Linked DNA regions of Homo sapiens: regions 1, 2 and 3 are each linked to region 4. Evidence: chromatin contacts called from ENCODE Hi-C or POLR2A ChIA-PET data. All regions are on one chromosome and are shown on one strand. Each heading gives the region's core, a stretch centred on a gene start or an enhancer-like site at or near the end of the contact. The rest is flanking DNA. Distances are from core to core; before and after follow the strand shown.

What was found. A loop is a pair of places that touch in the nucleus more often than their neighbours do. ChIA-PET counts read pairs that join two places held with the same protein, here RNA polymerase II (POLR2A). Pooled maps may share reads with other maps.
Region 1: a loop to region 4 is called in a pooled map, with 4 times the contacts of the local background. The contact joins the enhancer-like site here to the promoter of LINC01258 in region 4. A Hi-C loop is called at or near these places in 3 of 37 single-sample maps with no recorded cell type and 3 of 50 pooled maps. POLR2A ChIA-PET finds 5 or more read pairs at or near these places in 1 of 52 experiments (activated CD4-positive, alpha-beta T cell).
Region 2: a pooled map shows a loop between it and region 4 (6-fold over the local background). The contact joins the enhancer-like site here to the promoter of LINC01258 in region 4. A Hi-C loop is called at or near these places in 2 of 168 maps with a recorded cell type or tissue (K562 and mammary epithelial cell), 6 of 37 single-sample maps with no recorded cell type and 9 of 50 pooled maps. POLR2A ChIA-PET finds 5 or more read pairs at or near these places in 3 of 52 experiments (GM12878, HEK293 and activated naive CD4-positive, alpha-beta T cell).
Region 3: a map of K562 shows a loop between it and region 4 (1.9-fold over the local background). The contact joins the enhancer-like site here to the promoter of LINC01258 in region 4. A Hi-C loop is called at or near these places in 1 of 168 maps with a recorded cell type or tissue (K562). POLR2A ChIA-PET finds 5 or more read pairs at or near these places in 3 of 52 experiments (T-cell, activated B cell and activated naive CD4-positive, alpha-beta T cell).

What each region holds. Positions count from the first base shown.
Region 1 is chr4:38,749,736-38,755,238 of GRCh38, reverse strand. LOC105374413 (a long non-coding RNA gene) reads right to left here. Exons shown (of 6, transcript XR_925231.2): 5 at 4,500-4,645; 6 at 2,188-3,807. Among named protein-coding and RNA genes, the nearest start is that of TLR10, 31 kb to the left of the region's middle. Within about 2 kb of position 2,123, at least 25 of the 41 ENCODE cell types and tissues checked have a DNase peak (open chromatin) inside an H3K27ac peak, as active enhancers do.
Region 2 is chr4:38,727,842-38,733,898 of GRCh38, reverse strand. No RefSeq gene overlaps it. Among named protein-coding and RNA genes, the nearest start is that of TLR10, 52 kb to the left of the region's middle. RefSeq lists an enhancer at 2,684-3,053. Within about 2 kb of position 2,723, at least 4 of the 41 ENCODE cell types and tissues checked have a DNase peak (open chromatin) inside an H3K27ac peak, as active enhancers do; they include GM12878, where a contact is called at or near this core.
Region 3 is chr4:38,384,765-38,390,780 of GRCh38, reverse strand. It overlaps LINC02513 (long intergenic non-protein coding RNA 2513), which reads right to left. Exons shown (of 2, transcript NR_149123.1): 2 at 5,022-5,404. Among named protein-coding and RNA genes, the nearest start is that of LINC02513, 21 kb to the right of the region's middle. RefSeq lists an enhancer at 4,999-5,293. Within about 2 kb of position 3,185, at least 9 of the 41 ENCODE cell types and tissues checked have a DNase peak (open chromatin) inside an H3K27ac peak, as active enhancers do.
Region 4 is chr4:38,521,250-38,527,233 of GRCh38, reverse strand. LINC01258 (long intergenic non-protein coding RNA 1258) reads left to right here and starts at 4,054. Exons shown (of 8, transcript NR_110951.1): 1 at 4,054-4,131. RefSeq lists an enhancer at 2,831-2,880.

The sequences.
Region 1 (5,503 bases), core at 874-3,373, 230 kb before region 4:
GCTATTACAAGTTATATAAAAGTGATCTTTTACAAATTATATATTTTCGCTATTTGTTGCAGTGTTTAGAATACTACCAATTTTTGCATATTGATCTCAAAGCCATAGCAGAATATCATACTACCTTATCATAATAGCAGACATTCATATAACTTACTATGTGTCAGGCACTGTTCTAGGCATTTTACATGGATGACATGCATTCAATCTCACAATGACCCAGTGAGGGAGATCTTATTATTATAATTATTTATAGTGAGGAAACTGAAGTCCAAAGAAGTGCAGAGAACTTAAGTAGATTCCATCATAAGTGGTGAAGCCAGGATTCAAACTCATTCTCCAGCATCCAGGGCTATACTCGTGGTACTGCATTTACTTCTTACTCTTGGTAAGCCCTGTTATTAATTCCGATAATATGCCTGTCTATTCTCAGGTTTTCCATGCAAACAACGATAATAAATACCTTAAAATCAGCTAGCAAACACACAAATGGTTAATGCCATAGTAAAGTGTGTAGGATGTGTGTGTGTGTGTGTGCAGAGTGTGTATGTATGGGGTGTGTATGTGTGAGGTATGTGGAGTGTGTGTGTGTGTAGAGAGTGTGTGGAGGGTGTATGTATGGGGTGTGGGAGGGTGTATGCATGTATTGTGTGTATGTGTGTGTGATTTGTATGTGTGAATGTGTTTTTGTGTGTAGTGTGTGTGTGGATGTTGTTTGGGAGTGTGTGTGTGGATGTGAATGTTTAGGTTCTGTGTGTGTGTGTTTGCGGAGTGTGTGGAGTGTGTAACATGGTGTGTGTATATGTTTGGGGTGTGTGTGTAGATATGTGTGTGTGAGTGTGTGTGTTATGGAGTGTGTGTATATGTATGTTTGGGTGTGTGTGGGGTGTGTGTATAGTGTGTGGGAGGTGTGAGTGCATATTGAGTGTGTGTATATGTGTATGTTTCGGGAGGTTTGTGTGTGGAGTGTGTGTGTAGAGTGTGTGTGTATGGGGTGTGTGTGTGTGGAGTGTGTGTGTATGAAGCGTGTGTGGGGAGTGTGTGTGTAGAATGTGTGTGTGGAGTATGTATGTTTGGGGTGTGTGTAGTGTGTGTGCATGTATGTGTATGGGTGTGTGTGTATATTTATATTTGGGAGTCTGTGTCTGTGGAGTGCATGTGTGTAGAGTATGTGTATAGGTGTGTGTGGAGTGTGTGTATGTTTGGGGGTGTGTGTAGGTGTGTGGAGAGTGTGTTTTGGGGTATGTGTATAAAGTGTGTGTATAGTGTGTGTATAGAGCGTGGTTGTTCCGTGGTATAGAATGTGTGTGAGTATGTATGTTTGGCTCGTGTGTGTAGTGTGCGTGCGGGTGTGTCTATGTTTGTGTGTGTGTAGAGTGTGGTTGTTTGCGATGTGTGTGGTGTGTGTGTAGAGTATGTATGTTTTGGGTTTGTGTATGTGGAGTGTATGTGTGGATTGTGTGCCTGTGTGTATGGGGTGTGTGTGGCGTGTGTGTAGAGTGTATGTTGGGATGTGTGTGTGGAGCGTGTGTGTGCACGTGTGTGTATGTTTGTGTGTGTGTGTAGTATGTGTGTAGTTTGTGTGTGTGTATTTTTGGATGTGTGTGTATGGGTGTGTGTGTAATGTGTGTGTAGTTTGCGCATGTGTGTGTTTATTTGGGTGTGTGTGTGTGGAGTGTGTGTGCATGTTTGGGTGTGTGTCTATTGTGTGCATGTGTATGTATATTGGGGTGTGTGTGTGTGGAGTGTGTGTGTACGTGTATGTTTGGGTGTGTGTGGAGTGTGTGTGCGCGTGTGTGTGTATGTTTGGGGTATGTGTGTGTAGCGTGTCTGTGTGTGTGTTTGGATGGGGAACGTTATAAAGAGCACCATTCTCAAAGCGCAGGGAATTCGCGAGCCCTGGGGATCGCTGGTCTACTTCCTAAGCAGCAAGGAATGTTATGCATTTCAGCGCTTGCTAAGTCAGTGCGTCCTCAGAGAGGGCTTGCAGGCTCCAGGGAGGCCTGCATAAGGAGTGAGGCCTGGGCCAAGCCCAACAGAAAGTGTCAAATAACAGGCCTGCCCCTTCCCCACCCTCCACCCCCAGATTTGGGCTGAATCAAAGGGCCATTCAAGCCCCTCCCTTTCACAGGCCGAGGCCATCAGCGGGCCATCCCCTGAGGCTGAAACGCAGCAATCCCACGGGCTTCTGCTCCAAACAGGCTTGTATTTGAAACCACAATATACTTGGCTCTAGTTTTACACACATTACTTTCCTGGTGCTAAAAAAAAAAAAAAAAAAAAAGGAATTACAAGAATGAAAGGGAGAGTTCTTGGGAGATAGGGAATTCTTTTTCCAGTCTAGTGAATGCGGTTAATAAGTGGAAAAATAAAACTACTCTCCGTGAAGGGTCTTTGGAAGGGTTACCAGGACACGACAATTAAAAACAAATTAAAAGGCTGTATCATTCACTCAGCCTCAGTCGCCTCCCACAGTCCTGAGGGAAATGAATCTGCTTCAGTGCATTGGAGGGGTAACCGCTCTTCCTGAATGGTGTCGGGTAGGAGGAGGGATACCTGTGTATGTTCCTCTGTGGCGTCCCAAATGCTCCTTCATGAATTGAGGAATTGACTGGACAGTCATTCCCCTAGACCTCACTACAAATTAGACTTTTGTTCACCTGTTTCAAACGAATGTTTTTTAGTGCTTTGCATAGTGTGAAAAACAATAACAAACCCCAGGGTTTGGGTCATCTTGGATGAGTCACTTGAATCTCTGTGGCTCTCAGTTTCCTCTCTGTAAAATGAAAGTGTAAACTAGATCAGTGGTTTTCAAACAGTACTCTCCTGAGTCCTCCCTGAAGCTAGAACAACTAGGAGGAAGAGAAATGGAAGAATTAACTGAGCAATTTAGCCCGTTTGCGTCTGTCGTCTTTGACTTCAGACCATTTTCAATACAATCTGGTTGAGCAGTTAATTCTAACAAACCTGGTTCTGGGATTTGCTAATCTCTCAACAATTCCAGGTGACTCCCAAAGCAGGAGCCACAGTCTCTGCACGGGCTTGACCCATATTGTCATGTTTTGGAAGGTGTGGAAGATTCCTGCCAACATCATAGCATCATGTTATTCTCAAGGAGACTAAGGAAGACTTAAAACAACCCATGTGGGTGCAGAAGGTGGCCCCGTGGCCTGTGTTGAAGTGGGATCTCACAGATCCACATTGTATTTTCACAAATACATGTGAGATTTTCCACGAGATTCTGCAAGAATTTCCCTGTGAGTCCTTTCTTGAGTTCCAAAGTTGGGTAATGATGAAACAGAAGAGTTCCCTGACCCCTCTCACAGGACGTGAAACAAGGGTGTGGCTTGTCTGTTAGATTGCTGACACCACTCAAACCCCTTACAGGATGGAAAGCATGCAGATGGGCAGGTGCAGGAGTCCAAGTGGGCACGTGTTACAATGTGCTCTTTTAGCCGTCTGCGAATGGCTTGAGTGTTAGCGAGCAAGGGCAGAGGGCCAGTGTGACAGCTTTATGTATCCCAAGCTCTTGTCCAGCATCCTGGAAGAACTGGGTCACACATGCACTTGAAGGATAAATGTGGGGGTCTTACTGAATGGCGGAGGTGGCTCTCAGCAGGATGGATGGAGAACCTGAAGGGAGGACGGAGTAGGAAGATGGGCTTCTCCTGGAGTTTGGCCTTCCGGCAGCTGAACCGCCCCGGGCTAAACTCTTAGTGTTGAGACATTCCTCCTCTTCTCTCTTTCTGCCGCAGCATTTTGACATTCCTCTGCTTGTCTCCTTGTCTGCCCATCTGCTTCTGGAACCTGGGGGTTTGGGGTTTATATGGGTACAGGATAGGGGGGCATGGCGGGCCAAAAGGCAAATTTTGCATTCAAAAACAGAAATGCCTGTTTCCATTTAGGGCCGAGGGTCTCTGGACTTCAGGGTGGGGCCTTTGCCAGGGAACCACCCTCTTCTACCCAGTATTTCCCTGTCTCCTATCCATATCAATGAGGCTTTTCCTGTTTTCTAAAATGCTTCAGTTATTCACTAGTCTAGAAGTTAAAATCATTAGAGTTGTTGCTTGTTAACCTACTCTATGGATCCTCTCTCTTGTCTTGAGATCAGAAACCATGGCTTTTCACTATGAATCCCCAGACCTGGCAAAGTCCTTGCCCTACAGAGGTGACTGTTTTCCAAAAATAGAAACAGCAGTATTTCCAGTTTCACATGTTTTTCCACAAACTTTCCATTTCCCATCATGAGGCAGAATCTATTCGTCTTCTCCAGAGACTCAGGATTGGGGAAGGGCTGACTCCGTGACTGTCTTGATAATTGGAATGCTACAGATTGCTTGACTTCCAAGGCTATGTTATAAAAAGCAATTAGGCTTCTGCCTGCAGCTCTCTCCCTAGGGATGTTCACCCTTGAAACCAGCCACTGGGTTATGAGGAAGCCTCAACTAGCTCATGTGGAGGGTGAAAGATGCCCCCAGCCAACAGCCAGCTTCACCCACCAGGATAGATGAGTGAATTAATGAGCCTTCAGTTGATCCCATCCTCCAGTTCTCAAGTCTTCCAGCTGAATCCTCAGACATTGCAGAGCAGAGACGGGGTATCCTTGGTGTGCCATGGCCAAGTCTTAACCCACACAGTTGAGTCTCTGAGCATAATAAATGGAGTACACCACTAAGCATTGGGGTTATTTGAATCCATAATAACTGCAACAATGGTGGATGACAGACACTGAATGCATTAATGAACGATTGGCCATGGGCTCTCTCAAATTCCTGAACCCACCTCGGGAGTAGAAAAGATAAGAGGTATCCTAGCATATCAGTGGAAGGGTACTGTGTTTTTCTAAAGTTTTAAGGCATAAATATTTATATTTATAAATATCCAATACTACAGTAGAAATGATTCTTTTAAAAGTCAGCGTCCTATTAAGCCGTGAAAAGACATGGAGGAAACTTAAATGCATATTACTGAGTGAAAGAAGCCAATCTGAAAAGGCTGCACACTGTGTGATTCCAACTATATGACATTCTGAAAAAAGCAAAACTATGGAGGCAGCGAAAATGTCAGTGGTTGCCAGGTGCTAGCTAGGGAGGACAGGAAGAGTTGGCGCACAGGGGATTTTTAGGGCAGTGAAACTATTCTATACGACACTGTAATAGTGAATACATGTTGTCATACACTTGTTAAAACCTGTAATATTTGGGTGACGATGATGTGTCAATGTAGATTCATCAACTGCAACACATGTCCCACTCTGGTGGGTGATGTTGACAGTGGGACAGGCTGTGCGTGTGGCGGGTGGGGACAGGGGAAATATGGAAACTCTCTGTACTTTCTCATCAATTTTTTTTCTACTCAATTTTGCTGTGAACCTAAAACTGCTTTAAAAAATAAAGTCCATTTTTAAGAGGGGTCATTTCAATATGGTCTTATTTGTCTAAGGACCTGGTGCTCTTCTTTTTCTCTCCTCCACCTTCTCACAAATAAACAGATTGTGCAGTCA
Region 2 (6,057 bases), core at 1,474-3,973, 210 kb before region 4:
ATTATCACCATCACCACCAACACCATCACCACCACCAACACCACTACCACCACCATTGCCACCAACAACAACATCATCAACACCACCAACACCACCAACACCATCACCGCTACCACCACAACCACCAGGATCACCACTACCACCACCACCATCATCACCATCACCACCAGGACCATCACCACTACCACCATCAACACCATCACCACCACCACCATCAACACCATCACCACCACGACCAGCACCATCACTATCACCACCACTGCCACCATCACCACCTCCACTACCACCAAAACCACCACGATGACCACCACCACCATCATCACCATCACCACCAACACCATCACCATCACCATCACCAACACCAACACCAACACCAACACCACCACCACCACCATCACCACCACCACCATCACCACCTCTGCTACCAACACAACCACAATGATCGCCACCTCCACCACCATCATCGCCATCACCACCAACACCATCACTACCACTAACACCACCACCACCAACACTACCACCACCAACACTACCACCATCACCACCTCCACTACCACCCCAACAACCATGATCATCACCACCACCACCATCACCACCACCGCCACCACTGCCTCCACCACCATCACCACTACCACCAGTACCACCACCATCACCACTAACACCACAGCCTCCACCACCATCACCACCAACACCACCATCCCACCATTACCACCACCATCATCACCACCACCATCACCATCACCACCACCATCACCATCATCAACACCACTACCACCACCACCACCATCACCTCCCTTTCTGAGCTGTGCCCTGCTGAACTTCCAAATTTCTTGAGAATATCGTCCCCTGGGGAACCCTATGGCTATTTTTACTTCTTCCATGTGTGCCTTCCTCCCCACAACCACCAGTGTTCCACTCAAAGGGGCATAAACATCTATAAGGCATTCTGTATGTATGTGTTTATATAGTCTTTTTTTTTTTTTGACAGAGTCTTGTTCTGTCATTCAGTCTGGAGTGCAGTGGTGCAATCTTGGCTCACTGCAACCTCTGCTTCCCAGGTTCAAGCAATTCTTGTGCCTCAGCCTCCCAAATAGCTGAGACTCCAAGTGCCCGCCACCATATACGGCTAATTTTTTTGTGTTTTTAGTAGAGATGGGGTTTCCCCATGTTGGCCAGGCTGGTCTCAAGCTCCTGATCTCAAGTGATCCGCCTGCGTCAGCCTCCCAAAGTGCTGAGATTACAGATGTGAGCCACCAATCTGGCCTATATAGTCTTAAACATGCTCACAATATATATGTTTATGTATCTTTGTAAGCATATGCCTAATGCCTAAAATGGAATATGGATGTATACATGTTTGCACAAATACACATATGTGTGTATATACATAAGGCATATGCATACACGTGAAGAGACATATATATAATCTTCAAATTTTCAAGAAAACAAATTGTTAAATTGAGGGTACTACCTCAGAAACCAAACTTTATTAAATTTTCCCAAAAGCAGAAATAAAAGGCAGTCTATAGATTATTTTGCTATCAGAGACAACCAACAAGCCCAACAACTTTGGAAGTGCCTGGCTGATATGAAAGTTATTCTTTTTTCTTTTTCTTTTTAATTAAAAATTAATTAATTAATTAATTAATTAATTAATTAGAGACAGTGTTTCACTCTGTTGCCCAAGCTGCAGTGCAGTGGTGCAATCACAGCTCACTGTAGCTGCAAACTCATGGGTTCAAATGATCTTCATACCTCAGCCTCTCAAGTAGCGGGGACCACAGGCATGTGTCAATTTTTAAATTTTTTTGTAGAGGGGGAGTCTTGCTAGGTTGCCTAGGCTGGTCTCAAACTTCTGGCCTCAAGTGATCTCCCACCTTAGCTTCCCAAAGTGCCAGGATTACGGGCATGGCCACTGTGCTTGGCTTACCTTTTTTCTTTGAAGAAGATGTTTTTATTGGAATAGAGTTAGCAGTTTCTTCCCTCCTCTTAGTATCTAGAATAATGAGCCTAGTGCGGTGGCTCATGCCTGTAATCCTGGCTCTGGGATTGTTAGAATTTCTGATGCCCGTGAAAGTGACCCTTAGGGTTGAGAGAGAGGAGAAAAGCTTTCTCTTAGATTTTATTAATAACCAAGAGAATTATGATGATGATATTAATAATAGCAATAATTAATATATAATTAACACATAACACTCCCTATGTGCCAGGCACCATTCTAAGTGTTTTGACATTTGCTTTGTTTGTGCCTCAGTGTTTGAGATGTTATCTCGTTTATGTCTCATAAGTACTCTCTGAGGTAGGCTCTAATATGATCATCCCAACTTTACAGATGAGGAAGGTGAGGCACAGAGAGGTTTAATGACCTGCCAAAAGTTACAGAGCAGTTGCAGAAGCAGGATTCGAACCCCGGCAATCTGGCTCTAGATTGCCACATTACCCTTAGCAGTCCTGCTCTCACGCAAGGCCGCCCTGGAAGGACAGGAAGAAGAACCCTCTGAGCCGCGAGAAGGTGCTCCGAGAACCCTCAAGAGGACCCCGGCCCTGAACTAGAAGCTCCGCGTGCCTGGGCCTCCCTCTCCAGCAGGGGGCGCACACAGCCCGCATTTTCTGGACTCCTCTAACCACAGATACCTCGGCTTATTGAGAACTGGAACTCCTGACCTTTTGTGGGAAAGGCTCTGATCTCAAAACTTTCTCTAGCATTCTTGAAGTATTTACAGTGTACTAATCAAAGGAATGATCCGGTACATGGACATAACCAAGGGAATGATTCAGGACCGTTCTTGGAGGACCTACAATGTGTATCAATAAGCAGAAACCCAGGAAGCCTGTATAGGCCCCAAGCTTATAACAGCGCTGCCTGATTCCAGATGAACCACAAACACTCCAAGCCGGGGTTTTTCTCACCACACCCGAAGACATTCTATTAAAATAGCCCTGTTCGTGGGTGGCCTCCCATGCATGAGTCCTCTCACATGGTCTGCGTGCTGATGGGGCTGTGCTGAACTCACCGCATTGGCCTATGGAACACGTGCTGAGGTGTTTTCTCTCTAGTGACCTTTGTCACATCCTTTGCAAGAAATTAGCTCAGAGGAGCAATCCCTGAAGGCCAAACCTCAACCTGCACCAGAGGCAGACAGGAGACGAGGTTTGGTAGAATTTGTACCTCTCATGGTGGTGGGAGGAGGAGAATGGCTCTGTGAAGCGCTCCTTCCACCCTTTTAATGCTGTGCAATAAAGACTGAGTTAGGGGCTCAGGCCTGTAATCCCAGCATTTTGGGAAGTCAAAGTGGGTGGACTGCTTGAGCCCAGGAGTTCCACACCAGCCTGGGCTACATGGCAAAACCCTGTCACTACAAAAAATACAAAAATTAGCCAAGCACGGTGGCGTGTACCTGTAGTCTCAGCTACTCAGGAGGCTGAGGTGGGAGGATCCCTTGAGTCTGGGAGGTGGAGGCTGCCGTGAGCCGTGATTGTGCCACTGCACTCTAGCCTGGGTAAGATCCTGTCTCAAAATTTAAGAAAAAAAAAAAAAAGACTGAATGAGGGGGCTAACTTTGAATGGGGACCTCTCAGACTCAGAGCAGGAACAAAGTTGATTGCCCTGGGACTTTAAAAGTTTCTTCAAAATCCTATACATTTGTCAGCTGCTCTCAGGAGCCTTAGCAGGCTTCAGGGGTCTCTCATCCCCTCTGCTATGGTCTGAATGTTTGTGTTTCCCTAAAATCCATATGTTGAAATCCTACCCCCTAAGGTGATGGTACTGGGAGCTGGGTCTTTGGGAGGTGATTAGGTCATGAAGGCAGAGGCCTCCTGAATGGGAAGAGTGCCCTCATCAAAGATGCCCAAGAGAGACCTCCCACCCCTTCCACCTTGGGAGGACATGGTGAGAAGGCACCATCTATGAACTAGAGGGCAGAACCTCGCCAGATGCCAGCTCTGCCTGTGCCTTGATTTTGGAGTTCCAGCCTCTGGAACTGTCAGAAATGAATTTCTGTTGTTTATAAGACATCCAGTTGGCCGGGCCTGGTGGCTCACGCCTGTAATCCCAGCACTTTGGGAGGCTGAGGTGGGAGGATCACGAGGTCAGGAGATCGAGACCATCCTGGCTAACACTGTGAAACTCCATCTCTACTAAAAAAAAAAATACAAAAAATTAGCCGGGCGTGGTGGCGGGCACCTGTATTCCCAGCTACTCAGGAGGCTGAGGCAGGAGAATGGTGTGAACCCAGGAGGCGGAGCTTGCAGTGAGCCCGAGATCGCACCACTGCACTCCAGCCTGGGCGACAGAGCGAGACTCCGTCAAAAAAAAAAAAAAAAAAAAAAAAAAAAGACACCCAGTTTATGGTATTTTGTTATAGTAGCCAGAATGGACAAAGATACCTTCCAAAGTGGTGTCCTTTCTGTATATACTTTGGCATAAGACATCTGATTCAAAATTAAATGAGAGGGACCATAAAGGGAAATACTCCGTTGCCAGCTTGCAGGGGAGGGCCGTAAAAGATCGCTTGGGTTCAGACTCTGGTTCTGCCTCCTGGGGGCCGAGCAGCCCCTGGGGAAGCGATTTACTTTTCTCTGTACCATGGTTTTCTCACCTGAAAAATGAAAATAATAAAATCCATGCCATAGGGTTGTTGAGTGCATTCAACGAACCCATGCGTGTGGTCCTAAGTGCAGCACGTGGCCTACACAGGAAGCACTCACTGAATCTTAGCTGTTGTGATTTCACCTATTCATGCAGGCCAGGACTCTGAGGAAAAAAGGAGATCTCTTGCTATTGTCATCTTTATTGATACTGCCACACTTTTTTTCTGCTCTGGGTGGCGCTGGCAAACTTCCTGTCTTCCCCAGGAGAATTTGATACCCCTGCCCCCACCTCTCTCAAAGGCAAACACCCTCCTGCCAGGTAGCAACTGGATGCCATGCAGAAGTATTCTCTCCTGGAATCACGTTCCTGGGTATTTGTCCTCAGGACCAGCCAGCTTGGAGTTGAGGTCAGTTGAAGTTCAAGAGGGCATTTATTCTGAGTTTTACTGTTTATTGATTTGCAGTACTTACAAGCCAAAGTGTTTGTCCTCCTGGCCTTCAGGGCCAAGGCTAAGGCCACAACAATGCAGCCCTTCTTCAGTGGCCCTGTTACCTTCCGGGAGCAGGCAGGGTGTGGCAAGAACTTCTGGGTGGCAAGAGCTCCAGGGTGTCGTGAGAACTCTGGGTGTGGCTGCCCAGGGCAGGCCTTGGAGAAAGCAGTTAAGAAACAAGCAACAAGGCTTGGTACCCCAGATCTGAATGTTGGAGCCACCCGTGGTTCTGGCTCTGTTATGGAGTAGCTATGGGGACTCAAGTTCTCTGCCCCTCACTTTCCCCGGCTGTCCAGCACAATGGCAGCAGCAGTAACAGTAACAGTGTACTTTTACTGAGTACTTACTGTCCACACGTGGGACTTCGTAGCTCTCCCTTAACGGTTAAGACCAGCCACTGCATCTGCGATCTATACCCACTCTTACTAGCTTCGTGACCTTGGAGACACCGCTCCAGCCCTTGTTCCTCAACTTCTTAATCTGTAAGAAGTGGGGCAGTTAAGAGCGCCTTCCTCTTTGAATTGCAAGAGGATTAAATGAGAAAGCCCAGGAATAGTTCCCAGCCCAAGGTAGTAGTATGAGCAATACTATGATAAATTTCACATTCATGATCTCATGTCATTTTCATAGCAACAATGTGAAATAGGTTCTCTACAGGGGAGAGGCTCAGGGCACGCAGAAAGAAGCAAGCAAGGCTGAGATTTGACCCCAGGATTATATGGTTCTGAGTACCACAGTCTGGATCTGAAATCACTGGGCCTTACTGCCTTTCATTTGCCAACGTCACCTGAAGAAACACTTACTGAGCAGCTTACTAGGAGCCAACCCGTTGTGACCATATTGAATTGGTTGAAAGTTCCAATTGAATACAGTTCTTAAGCACTAATGGAGCTTCTTCTGACCAGGCACTGGGCTGGATCCTGGCTCTATTGCAGTGACAATGGGGAGTATGTAGGCCCACAAGAAGATCCCAGGC
Region 3 (6,016 bases), core at 1,936-4,435, 140 kb after region 4:
AAACAACCAGATCTTATAAGAATGCTATCATGAGACAGCACTAGGGGGATGGTGCCAAATAATTAGAAACCACCCAATGATCAAATCACCTCCCACCAAGCCCCACCTCCAACACTGAGAATAAAAATTCAACACGAGATTTGGGTGAGGACACAGAGCCAAATCGTATCAGATGGTCTGTTCATTGACATTGAACTGGCAAAGGGGAGACAGCCTGGGGGAATGCACAGGAGAAGTTTATATAGGCCAGGCCTAGAGGTTATATAGGCCAGGCCTAGAGGTTGTGCTTCTCACTTCTGTTCACATTTCATCAGCTGGCATTTGGTCCTAGGACCACACCTTAGAATGAGGAAGGCTGGCAAACATGCCCAGCCATGTGCCCAACAAGGAAAAATGTTTCATTTTATCCCCATTCCTTTTCTTTCTTTTGTTTTGTTTTTGGATTTTATGGTTGTTGTTTTATGGCCAACAGTTTGAGGGCTGAAAGTTGCCAGTAGAAAAAAGGATAAGTAGAATCTCCTGGTATGATTTGTGTAGAATATTAATTCTAAATATGAAATAATCATAACTCATTTTTATTGTGTGTTTACTATGCACCAAACTGTACTAGGCCCTTCCCCTACATGGCTGCATTTAATTCTATAGCAGCCTTGCATGTGGGTTTTGAAGTACATCAACAGTTCATTGTGGGAGGATATGGCTCTGCTCTTCTAAAGGGAATAGGGAGCAAACGGGCTGGAGCACTGCAGGTCCATTCTCCACCCTACTTTCCTTTCTTGTGTGTCCAGGAGGTTGATTTTCATGGACAATACTTCCAGACTTCATTGTCCTCTGGCTTCTGGTTGGATTTGGCTAATAGGAGGCACCAATAGGAGATCAGAGTTGGGTATAATGTCTGTAGGCTGCTCTGTGGTTTGACAGTAGCTGTGACTCTATGGTCACATAGCTGCCACTCTCCCACTGCTGCAGATCTCACCAGATTGCCAAAGAGGGCCCTCTTTCTACCCCTCCAGGCCTGGGATTACAGCAGCTTTCTGCTGCTGATACTGCCTTGGTGTTTCTCTACCCTTTGACTGGTCCCTTCTTCCTCCCCACACCTCCACAAATAGTGCTTTCCATGAACTCTCTTCAATTACTCCTTGGAGAGAGCTGTCTTTCTCTCACTGGTTCCTGATTGATTCAACCAGAACCTGAAGAACTTATGTAGCATCTTTTTTAAAAACAAACAAACAAACAAAAACCTTTATTATAGTTTCTACTTTGGAGTCAGGCAGACCTAGTTATGGACCCTAGTTTGATCACTTACCAGTTTGTGTGATCTCAGACAAGTAACTTAGCCCCTTACTATGAGTGAGCCATAGTTTACTCACTCAAAATAAAAGATAATGGTTTGTGAAGATTTTTAAAAAAAGAATATGCAAACTGCCTAGACCAGTGTTTGGTACATAATAGGTAATTCATAGAATTGAAAATGGGAAATGATGTCATGGAAATATGTCTGATATGGTTTGGCTGTATCCCCACCCAAATCTCATCTTGAATTCTCATGTGTTGTTGGAGGAGCCCAGTGGGAGGTAATTGAATCATGGGGGCAGGTCTTTCCCCTGGTGTTCTCCTGATAGTAAGTCTCACAAGAGCTGATAGTTATTATAAGAGGGAGTTTTCCTGCACAAGCTTTTTTTGCTTGCTGCCATCCATGTAAGATGTGACTAGCTCCTCCTTGCCTTCCACCATGATTGTAAGGCTTCCCCAGCCATGTGGAACTGTAAGTCCAATTAAACCTCTTTCTTTTGTAAATTGCCCAGTCTTGGGTATGTCTTTATCAGCAGCGTGAAAATGGACTAATACAATGTCAAACAATAAATTATTAAATTAGTTTAAATTAATCTATACATTGCGTATTGAGCTGACAGACATTTTTAAATCCCAGTGTTGATAGTGATGTAACAAAAAGGCACACAATATAAGTGAATGCAGAAAATCTGGTAAAACCTTTATGAACGGCATTTTATCTATAGGTCCGTAAAGCCTATAAAATGTGCATTCCCTTTAATCCAGCAATTCACAGCAATTTTAGGAATTTATCCTAAGGAAATAATCAGATAAAGATGCATCTACAAACATGTTCACACTATTACTGTTTACCATGGTTAAAAATGGAAAATAACAAATATTTGACAATAGGGAATGGCTAGATAAACCTTGGAACATCCATGCAATGATAAGTAGATGAATAATTGTTATAGAAAAATGGCCATAGCACATTGGTAAGTAAAATAATCAGTTACAAAACTATTTCTGGAGCGTTACTCCAAATTTTTGTAAAACAATAAAAAAGAGGAAAAATTGAAGGAATATATGTTGAAATATTGATTTTAGTTATTTCTGGATGGTAGGATTACAGATGCTATTTTCCCCCATTGTTATTATTTTTCCTGTATTTTCTAACTTTTTAAAATAATGAACTTTGTAAAGATAAGATTGTCCTTGGCTGTAAGTAACAAAAATTCAAACAATAGTGGTTCAGCAGCTCAACAATGCCAAGACCAATGTCTGAAATGTTTATGGCTTTTCCTTCATGGCCTTCATGTGGTCATTGTACCCACCAGTTATCACACATTCATTCAAAGAGAGAGGAAAGGAACAGGAAGGACTGTCTCAGGAAAACACAAACGAGAACGCCATCACAGATTTAACATTAACTGGCCAGATTTGTGTCACATGGCCATCCCCAGCTGGAAAGTGGAAGGAGGGATGGGGATGTGTGTGTTAGGAATTGGGGCTGAGTCAGCCACTTTGCAATGTCTGCTATAAAGAGGTATTGCTGGGAGGCTGAGGCAGGAGAATCACTTGAACCCGGGAGGTGGAGGTTGCAGTGAGCCGAGATCGTGCCACTGCACTCCAACTTGGGTGACAGAGTGAGACTTTGTCAAAAAAAAGAAAAAAAAAGGTATTGCTTTGATAATTTTAAAAATTAGAGTTATTAAAATGTTAAAACAAGTTATTTCTTTTTTTCTTTGACTACTTGAATGCTCTCCGTCCTCCAGCCACCCTTCCACCCACTTAGGCTGCAACAGCCAGCAATTTCACATTCACTGAGCCAAGAGAGTGAGGAAGAATGAAGAAACCTGAGAGGAGTCTGCACCCTTTTAGGTGGTAGGAGTGGAGAGAGGGCAGTGTGCCAAAGGACTGGAAATCAGCTTGCTTATTCAGTCAACTTCATCTAGATCTCTCTGGTCTGAGGTTCTGGCAGTGAAAGCTTATCAGCAGAGGGTTTTGCAACTTCAGTACTTCTGGCCCTGCTGTTATTTTTTAGTCTGTGCAGAACTGGCCCTGGTATTTCATTTGGCTGCTTTGGTTTCAGCAGGCCTTCCAAATAAATAATACACCCATGAGACCTACTGAGGGAATGGACTAGATTGTCTGGGTTCAGTTCTTGGCTGTGCAGGTACCTGTTATGGTCCTTGGACCAGTTACTTAAGCTCTCTGTGTTTCTGCTTCCTCAAATGTAAGATGGGAATAATAAATAATACTATATATTTCATAGGGTTGTTATAAAAGATTGGATGAGTCGGTATTTGCCAAGTGCTTAGAATATGCCTATCACATAGTAAGCATTATACAAGTATTTGTTTAAAAAATAAATAAATATGAGAAAGGCAGAAACAGCCATAAGCTCTCTGGGTCCCATTTGTTTGAGGTTACAACTTACTTGGCATAAAGCTGAGGCATCTAAAGCTACAAAGTGGGTCAAATTTTCTTTTGTTCCATGCTGGCTGAACCACGTGGTCCCAGAAGTAGGAAGGAAAGAGAAGGCTTAGGAAGCTAAGAGCCATGAAACACCTGCTGAGTGGCAGGACTTCCTCATGGCTTTCTGTGTAGCAACTCAGTTAAGTCTAATCAGGCAGGTGCTATCACTGCCCTCATTTTACAGATGGGGAAACTGAGGCTCAGAGAGGTGAAGTAACTTGGCCACAGTCACATGCTATGAGTGGTGAAGCTGAGGTTGAACCCCAGCAATGTGTGACTTTCAAGTGTGGATATTCCACATTAAGAATGATATTTACATGGGAGACTTCACTTTACGTGGTTTTAAAAGGTTAAAGTGTACATCAATCTCTAGTTTAAAGATACTGAGGGCGCTTTTATTTAACATGTCCTAGTAGCAAATTTTCCTGTAAAATGTTTAACTTCTCTCTGTTTAGTTTGGCAAGTTTGAATTTTTACATGTTGTGTTTTCTTACAGTATAGTGCATCTCTATTGTTCAAAAAAATAAATTTCAGGCCTGGAACTTAGTTAAATTCTGAGGTTTTGTGGGTTGTCCTTTAAAAAAATTTTTTTTACTTCTTTTCTTCCTTTCTTTCTTTGTTCCTGCCTGCCTCCCTGCCTTACTTTTTCCTTCCTTCCTTCTTTCCTTTCTTTTCTTCTTCCTATTCCTCCTCCTCCCCTCCCTCCCTTCCTTTCTCTCCCTCCCTCCCTCCCTTCTTTCCTTCCTTCCTTGCTTCCTTCCTTCCTTCCTTCCTTCTTTCCTTCCTTGCTTAAGTCAGGAATACATGATCTAAAGATCTCTCTGTGTCCTTCTAAAATAGCTGAAGCTCAAAGCCAGTAATTACTAGCAAAAAAATGACCATTTTTGTTGCCAATTCTGAGCACATTATCTTGAAGCTCAAAGCCTGGCCTAAAACAACTGAAATTATAAATAATTAACATCATGAATATCTCACAGGTCCAAATTCCTCCACGAGTAACCGCAGAATTCCTTTCTGTTCTCTGATCTGTCAATGCTACCTTTGCAAATGCCAGTTCCAAAGACATAGAAGCAAATATTGCTCAATGTTTTTATTAATGACTATGATCATGTTCAAGCAAATTGTGCATGTTCAAGGCACATTCCCTGTTCTCTCTCTTTAAGAAAAAAAATCACTAAGCCCCACCCTACCCCACCCTTAGCTTTGAAAGGTCTGAAGTCAGTGGTGCCTGAGATAGAGCCAAGATAAAACGAATTGAAAACAAAATGAGCTTTTTTTTTTTTTTTGAAACTTTTGTTTCCAGCTTATAGACACTCCCACCTCAAGTTGCAGAATCCTAGGGATCTGACCCAGTGTCACCTTCAGCCCCAATGGGGCCTTTAGGCCTGTCCTATGTAGGCTGAGGCCCCTCCCAGGTCAGTCCCTACCCCCATTGGAGGCGAATTAACTCTTTCAGGGGAAGACTTGTGCTGGCTTCCAACAACCCAATCTTCCTACTCTGGAGGCTAATCTTTTCCCCTTTTATGCTTTTGCCTTCATAATAGTCCTCATTCTTCTTCCAGAGGGTTAGAGGGTGAAAATAGCCAAGAAGCAGTTGCAAGAAGGCTCTGAAGTTCACATCTTGTGGGTAGGGCCGGCAGTAGGCAGGAGAGACCTGGGAGAGAGATTAGGTGAAACATTAGCCACAACCTTTTGGATTCAGTCCAGTGTCTTTCAATTATTTCTTGATGTGCTTTGGGTACTGGGCTTATTTGGCATGAGACAGGCATCCATTAGAAGATTTCACAATGATTTGCCATGTTACAGTTCTAAACATGCGAACTCATCACCAAAGAAAATTTATGTTTTTACCGCCTTTTCCTCCCACCTCTCCCTGGGGAGCTGCAGGAAAAAGCAATCCAAACGAATTAATCAAAATGACTAGGTTATGCTCTAAAAATAATAAACGTTGCCGTAGTCTGGATCTTTTTCAAGTTTGAGCTTATTTTGTGAGCTTGAATATCGATACGTCAAAGCGCATGTGCATGTATATATTTTTATTAGAGGGATGTGGACTATTGCATGAGGACAGGTAAGTTATTAAGATACACAAATGCAATTGCTCTCATAATACTAGACTGCATTTCAACTAAGTTAATTAAGCTACTTGGCCAATGAAGAGGCAAAGGGTAGGTGCCTTAATGATTCCTTAACTTGTCTCATAAGCCAGCCTTGCAAATTAGGATAGGCTACAGAACTTGAGCTCTGAAAACAAAGCAGGACAGAA
Region 4 (5,984 bases), core at 2,805-5,304:
TCCTCACCAAGTCCCCATTTGCCAATTCCTGAAGCCATTATTATTATTATTATTATTATTTTTGAGACACAGTCTCGTTCTGTCACCCACGCTGCAGTGCAGTGGCATGATCTTGGCTCACTGCAAGCTCCGCCTCCCGGGCTCACGCCATTCTCCTGCCTCAGCCTCCCAAGTAGCTGGGACTACAGGTGCCCACCACCATGCCTGGCTAATTTTTTTGTATTTTTTTTAGAAGAGATGCGGTTTCACCGTGTTAGCCAGGATGGTCTCGATCTCCTGACCTCGTGATCTGCCCACCTCGGCCTCCCAAAGTGCTGGGATTACAGGTGTGAGCCACTGTGCCCGGCCTCCTGAACCCATTCTTTCTTGTACATGCTGTTATCTTTGTCTGTGTGTCCTACTGAACACTCTCCCTTCACTTTCCACACTTCCTTGATTTCCCTACCTAATCCCTCTCATCCTTCAAGAGGTTAAATTCCACCCTACCCAGAGCTCTCTGGAGCGGCACCCTCCACCCCACGTTCTGCAAGATCAAGCATGGAGACACCTGTGTGCTCCCACATCACGTGCTTGCTTCTGCCCTGGCTCTCATTACACTGTATTGTCATTGTCTATTTCCTTGTTTGTTTCCCTCAGGAGTCCCAGGGTTCTTTGCGGGCCTGGACTCTGCCTCTTCAACATCTAACACAGTCACTGGGACATAATAGGTGTCCAATTCATGTTTGTAGAATGAATGAAGCAAGGAAGGAGTGAATGAAGGCCTCGTTTTCACCAGTTGTCTTTTAGAAAGCCTCCTGGAGGAATAGGGAAGGTCAAGTGGTAGAAGCTGCCTGACTGGTGGGAGAAAGGCTGTCTCTGCCCTCAGCTGGCCATTCTGCATGGCCTAAGCCCAGCTGGCCCAGTTCACAGTGCCCTGTGGGCAGTAGCACCAGAAGGCATCAGGGAGCTCCTTGTATTTTATTGACCTCCTGTGCATTTGCTGGGATGTCCTCACCATGTCTTGGTGGGATTGGCAGTAGGAAGTAGGGGAGGGGAGTAATTCTCCTCACTTGATGTACCTTCTGCCAGGCTGACAGGATTCTTCCTGCAGATAGAATATGATAGAGACATGATCACCAGGCTTGGCCAGGACAGTGACGTACATGGTGAAGTCACGTATCCAGTGAATGTTCATTGAGTGCCTGCTTTGAGCTGGACATTCAGCTGGTGCTAACTGGTTATAGAGTAGCCAGCACAATACCTGGCCTCAAGGAGCTAATAGTCTGTTCAGAGAGCCGGACCGTGAACGGAATATTATAGTGAAATTATAATTAGGTAACCCTTTTTCCCCCCTCAAGGTCTAAACAGCTAAAGAAGCCCAAATCCCTGCTTTTATGAAAATAGAAACATCAAGCTGAGATCAGGAATTTTAAAATTAACCAAGTCCTTTTATTTACATGATCCTTAGACCTCATGAGTCAAGTATAATTGTCTTCCTTTCAGATAAGAAAACTGAGGCTTAGAGACATTAAGCAATTTGCTTAAAGTCACCTAATTTTCAGGGGTGTCTTGGGACCAGTACCATTCAGATTATTCTCCTAAACCTACTCCTGTATTTTCCATTTTCCAGAAGGCTTGGTGCTTAGGAAGCCAATTCTGAGGCTTTTTAAGGTCCTGAGTTGCCTTTGAAATGATCAAAGAGACAGTTAGACTCAATATGGTTAAGTTATAAATGCGTTTTCTGAGTTTTGATTCTTTGCAAATTAGCCATCCATGGAGGGCACGTGACATAACGGGAGCAGGTCTTGGCACAAAGGCAGGAACTGCAGCAGGGAGGTGGGTGGGCAGGGAGCGAGGGAGATGAGATGCGGGGCTCCTCTGAGCATGGGGAGTGACCTGAGGCTCTGCTCGGGCTGCAGAGGCCAGGCTGGGGAAGGAGGCCCGGTGGCCTGAGGCATAGTGGTCAAAGGACAGTGCATACTCAGGCAAAGTTAAGACCAGCATCGGCACCAATTGGCATTAGTGAGTGTAATTCAGCCATTGGGAACCAGCCAGGATACTAATCTGTGGCCCCAAGCTCAGCAGCCAGTGCAGCCAGGTGAGCTGTACAGCCCAGTGGGAGGAGAAGCTCACCCTCCTTCAGAGGAGATAGGCACCAAGGCGGGGAGAGACCATCCTAGAAGGAGGAAGAGAGATTGGGACATGGCTCCGGATTATTGAGCAGGCTGTGATGTGGGGGATGAGGACACAAGAAAAGAACCAACATTCACTGATCACCTACTCTGTGCCAAATGATTTTACATGCATCATCTCCAGTTCTTTCAACAGTCCTGTGAGGGGGTATTAGTGTCCCCACTTTACAGGTAAGGTCACAATTTGCCAGCGGTCACAGAGTAATCAGAGGCCATAGCAGAGGCAGAATCTGAGCACAAACCTTCCTGACTCTTTGCCCCCAACACAGGGTGGGCAGGAGTTCCCCAAGGGGCTCCAGGACTCCCAGGATGCACACAGTCCAACTCTGGTTGACTTTGTGCCTAAACTCTTCTTTTTTTTTTTTGAGACAGAGTTGACCTGTCACCCAGGCTGGAGTGCAGTGGCACGATCTTGGCTTACTGCAACCACCGCCTCCTGGAGTCAAGCGATTCTCCTGCCTCAGCCTTTTGAGTAGCTGGGATTACAGGCACCCGCCACCACGCCCAGCTAATTTTTGAATTTTTAGTAAGGTGAGGTATCACCATGTTGGCCAGGCTGGTCTTGAACTCCTGACCTCAAGTGATCTGCCAGCCTTGGCCTCCCAAAGTGCTGGAATTATAAGTGTAAGCCAGTGCGCCTGGCCTGTGCCTGAATTCTGAAGTCCCACCTACCATGGTGTATCCCAGGCCACTGATCTATTGCCCCACCTAGAAAAGGAGACAAGTCTGGACCCAGCCAAGCGGGTGAAACTGACAGAGGAGCTGGCGCAGGGAAAGGAAGAAGGGCTGTAGAGAGTATGTGGCAACTTGCAATTAGGTAGAAGAGTCAGTTACTCAGAATACCACATGCCGCAACCATGCCGAAATGAGTTTACTGTAATTCCAGATAAAAACAAAACTGTCGGAGCAGAGACTTAGAGACTCGAGGCAGGGTTGGCTTATTTTTTTTTCTATGGTTTCGATATAATTCAGCACTTTCACTTTGTGAAGATAGACCTGACCTTTATGTGGTCTGGAGAATGCTGACTCAACATCAGGGTAACCAATGGTGCACTCATGACCCGAAACAAGACTGGTGGTTGTCAGGGTTCTTAAAGCTCCACACTTGGGCTCTCCACGATCTCGGAAAACCGTGCCTTTATCAGAAATGACAGCCCTTGTTCAAACAGAGATCTGGATAGGTGCGCATTAATTTCAAACATTTTTTTAAAAAGATATTTTCCTGACTTTGTAAGAGGTAGAGTAGGATGCTGATTTAGCGTAGGTCTTTTTCCCATTTCCTACAGTAGTACAGATGGTGACTGAAGGGCAGATGAAAAAAGAAAAGGGGAAGGAAGGGAGGAGAAAAGAGGAAGAGGGTATGGGGGAAGAGGGATGGCCGGCAAAGGAGGCCCACTTTTACTTCCTTGGAAATATTTCGTTCATTTTGAAAACTCAAACTCAAGTTTCTCCTGGAAAAGAAAAAGGCTTGGGATCTCCCAATTGCCTATTGGTATGATTTTTATCTAGCTCCACTTTTTGATTCTTTAGGAATCAAACCGTGAACTTAATTTTTCCTCCTATTTGAAAAGCATAGGCAAAAGTCCTGCCCTCTTTTCCAAAACAAAATGCAGCATCCACCCCCGACCCCCACCACACCTCAAAGCCCCAAAGTGACATTTTCAACAGACTTATCATAAATCAAATCTGCTGTGCACACCAGTAAATAGTGCCAGTAAGCCAGGTGAACCAAATCAGATTTTTCAGCCTTGACTTCCAGTGGTGAGAACAAGGATGTGCTGACCTAGGAAAAATGACAAGTCATGGGCGCCCTGCACCGGCCCTTTCAGAAGACGTAGAACACTGCAGGGGGTGGAGTCTGGAATAAGGAGAATCTGGAATCAGTGATGACCTAGTTGTCTTGAGGGCCAGGCTGAGGAGAAGCCTGATGGGTTACGCTTCAGAATTTCATGTGCTCATGGTAGGTCCTCTGCATTTTCCCTGTCAGAGTGGATGTTGAACTCTGGTGAGGATGAAAGGGAAGGTCCCAGAAATGACCTATGCTCTTGCTGGGGAGATCCAACATCTGGCTCAAGCCTTAAGCAACAGCCCCCTTGTCCCAGTCTTGATTTTGGACTCTCCATGAAGGCAACCTATCACAGACAGCCTAGAGAAAGCATACCACAGCTCATAAAATGTTGCTAGCATTCTGCCTATTGTAAAATTATCTGTAGGAGCCAACCTGTGTTCTGGAAAGTTATGGGTATAAGACGACGTGTTATAGGTGATTTTGATTTTCTTAATTTGTTTAACAAGCTTGAATTTGAACCCCAACCATTGGATCAAAAATGTCACATTTCTGGCCAGATGTGTTGGCTCACTCCTATAATCCCAACATTTTGAAAGGCCAAGGTGGGAAGATTGCTAGAGGCCAGGAGTTCAAGACCAGCTTGGGCAACATAACAAGTCCCCGTCTCTATAAAAAAAAAAAAAAAGTCACATTTCTCAATTAACTGTGGGTCTGAGCCTTTGCTTTTAAGGGTTGAAAAATCTTATCACAATTACATTTTAGGGAAACCATTCTCTTTCATAAGGTTATAATAACACGCTCCTTGGGACTTATGTGGTGCTTAAAAAATGAGAGAGGAGGCCCTTTTTTTTTTTTTTTTTGAGACAGAATCTCGCCTGTCGCCCAGGCTGGAGTGCAGTGGTGCAATATCAGCTCACTGCAAGCTCCGCCTCCCAGATTCATGCCATTCTCCTGCCTCAGCCTCCCAAGTAGCTGGTACTACAGGTTCCTGCCACCACTCCTGGCTAATTTTTTGTATTTTTAGTAGAGATGGGGTTTCACCGTGTTAGCCAGGATGGTCTCAATCTCCTGACCTCGTGATCTGCCCACCTCAGCCTCCCAAAGTGCTGGGATTACAGGCGTGAGCCACCGTGTCCGGCTGGCCCCTTCTCCATCACTTGTGGTCATTATCCTTCTTGGTGCCTTTGGGACACCGAAATCCAGGGGATCTCCTTTCCTGGTGGCCTGATTTACTATCTGCAAGCTTTGTCACAGACATTCTTCCAGGGTTTGAGGCTGCAGCTTGCAGAATGTAACCATGATAACACCCCAATGTCTGGGAAGCCCTGTGTAAGTGGGGCAAGGATTTCAAAGAAACTCCAAGCCTCCACCCCGCTTCATAACACTGAGAAATCAGCTTACATGGTTTAGGTCTTTGCCCCTTCCAACTCAAAGCACCAGCTCCTATATCCTTCTGCTCTGGTGCAAATGAGTTGAACCCCTCCTCTTTGGCCCCTTTATTAGCGTGCAAAGACTGCCGTAACAAAATGCCACGAACCAGGTGGCTTAAACAACAGAAATTTATCATCTCCCAGTTCTGGTGTCTGGAAGACCAGATCAAAATGTTGTCAGAGTCCTTCTGCAGGTTGTGAAGGAAAGATTTGTTCTAGGCCTCTCCCTTTGGCCTTGTAGATGCCCATCTTCTCTCTGTGTCTTCCCTCTGTGCATAGCTCTTTTTTATAAGGACACTAGTCATAATGGATTAGGGCTCACTCTAATGACCCCACTTTCACTTGATTGCCTCTGTAAAGACCTCACCTCCAAATAAAGTCATACTGAGGTCCTAGGTGTTAGGACTTGGACATATGCATTTTGGGGGTAAATAATTCAACCCATAACAGGCCCTAAACATAAGATGTGGGGAGGGGAAAGTGAGAGCTCAAACTTTTTTTTTTTTTTTTAATAAACTTTACTTTTTAGAACAGTGATAGATTCACAGGAAAATTGAGAAGATAGTATAGAGTTCCCGTGTACAGTACACTCTG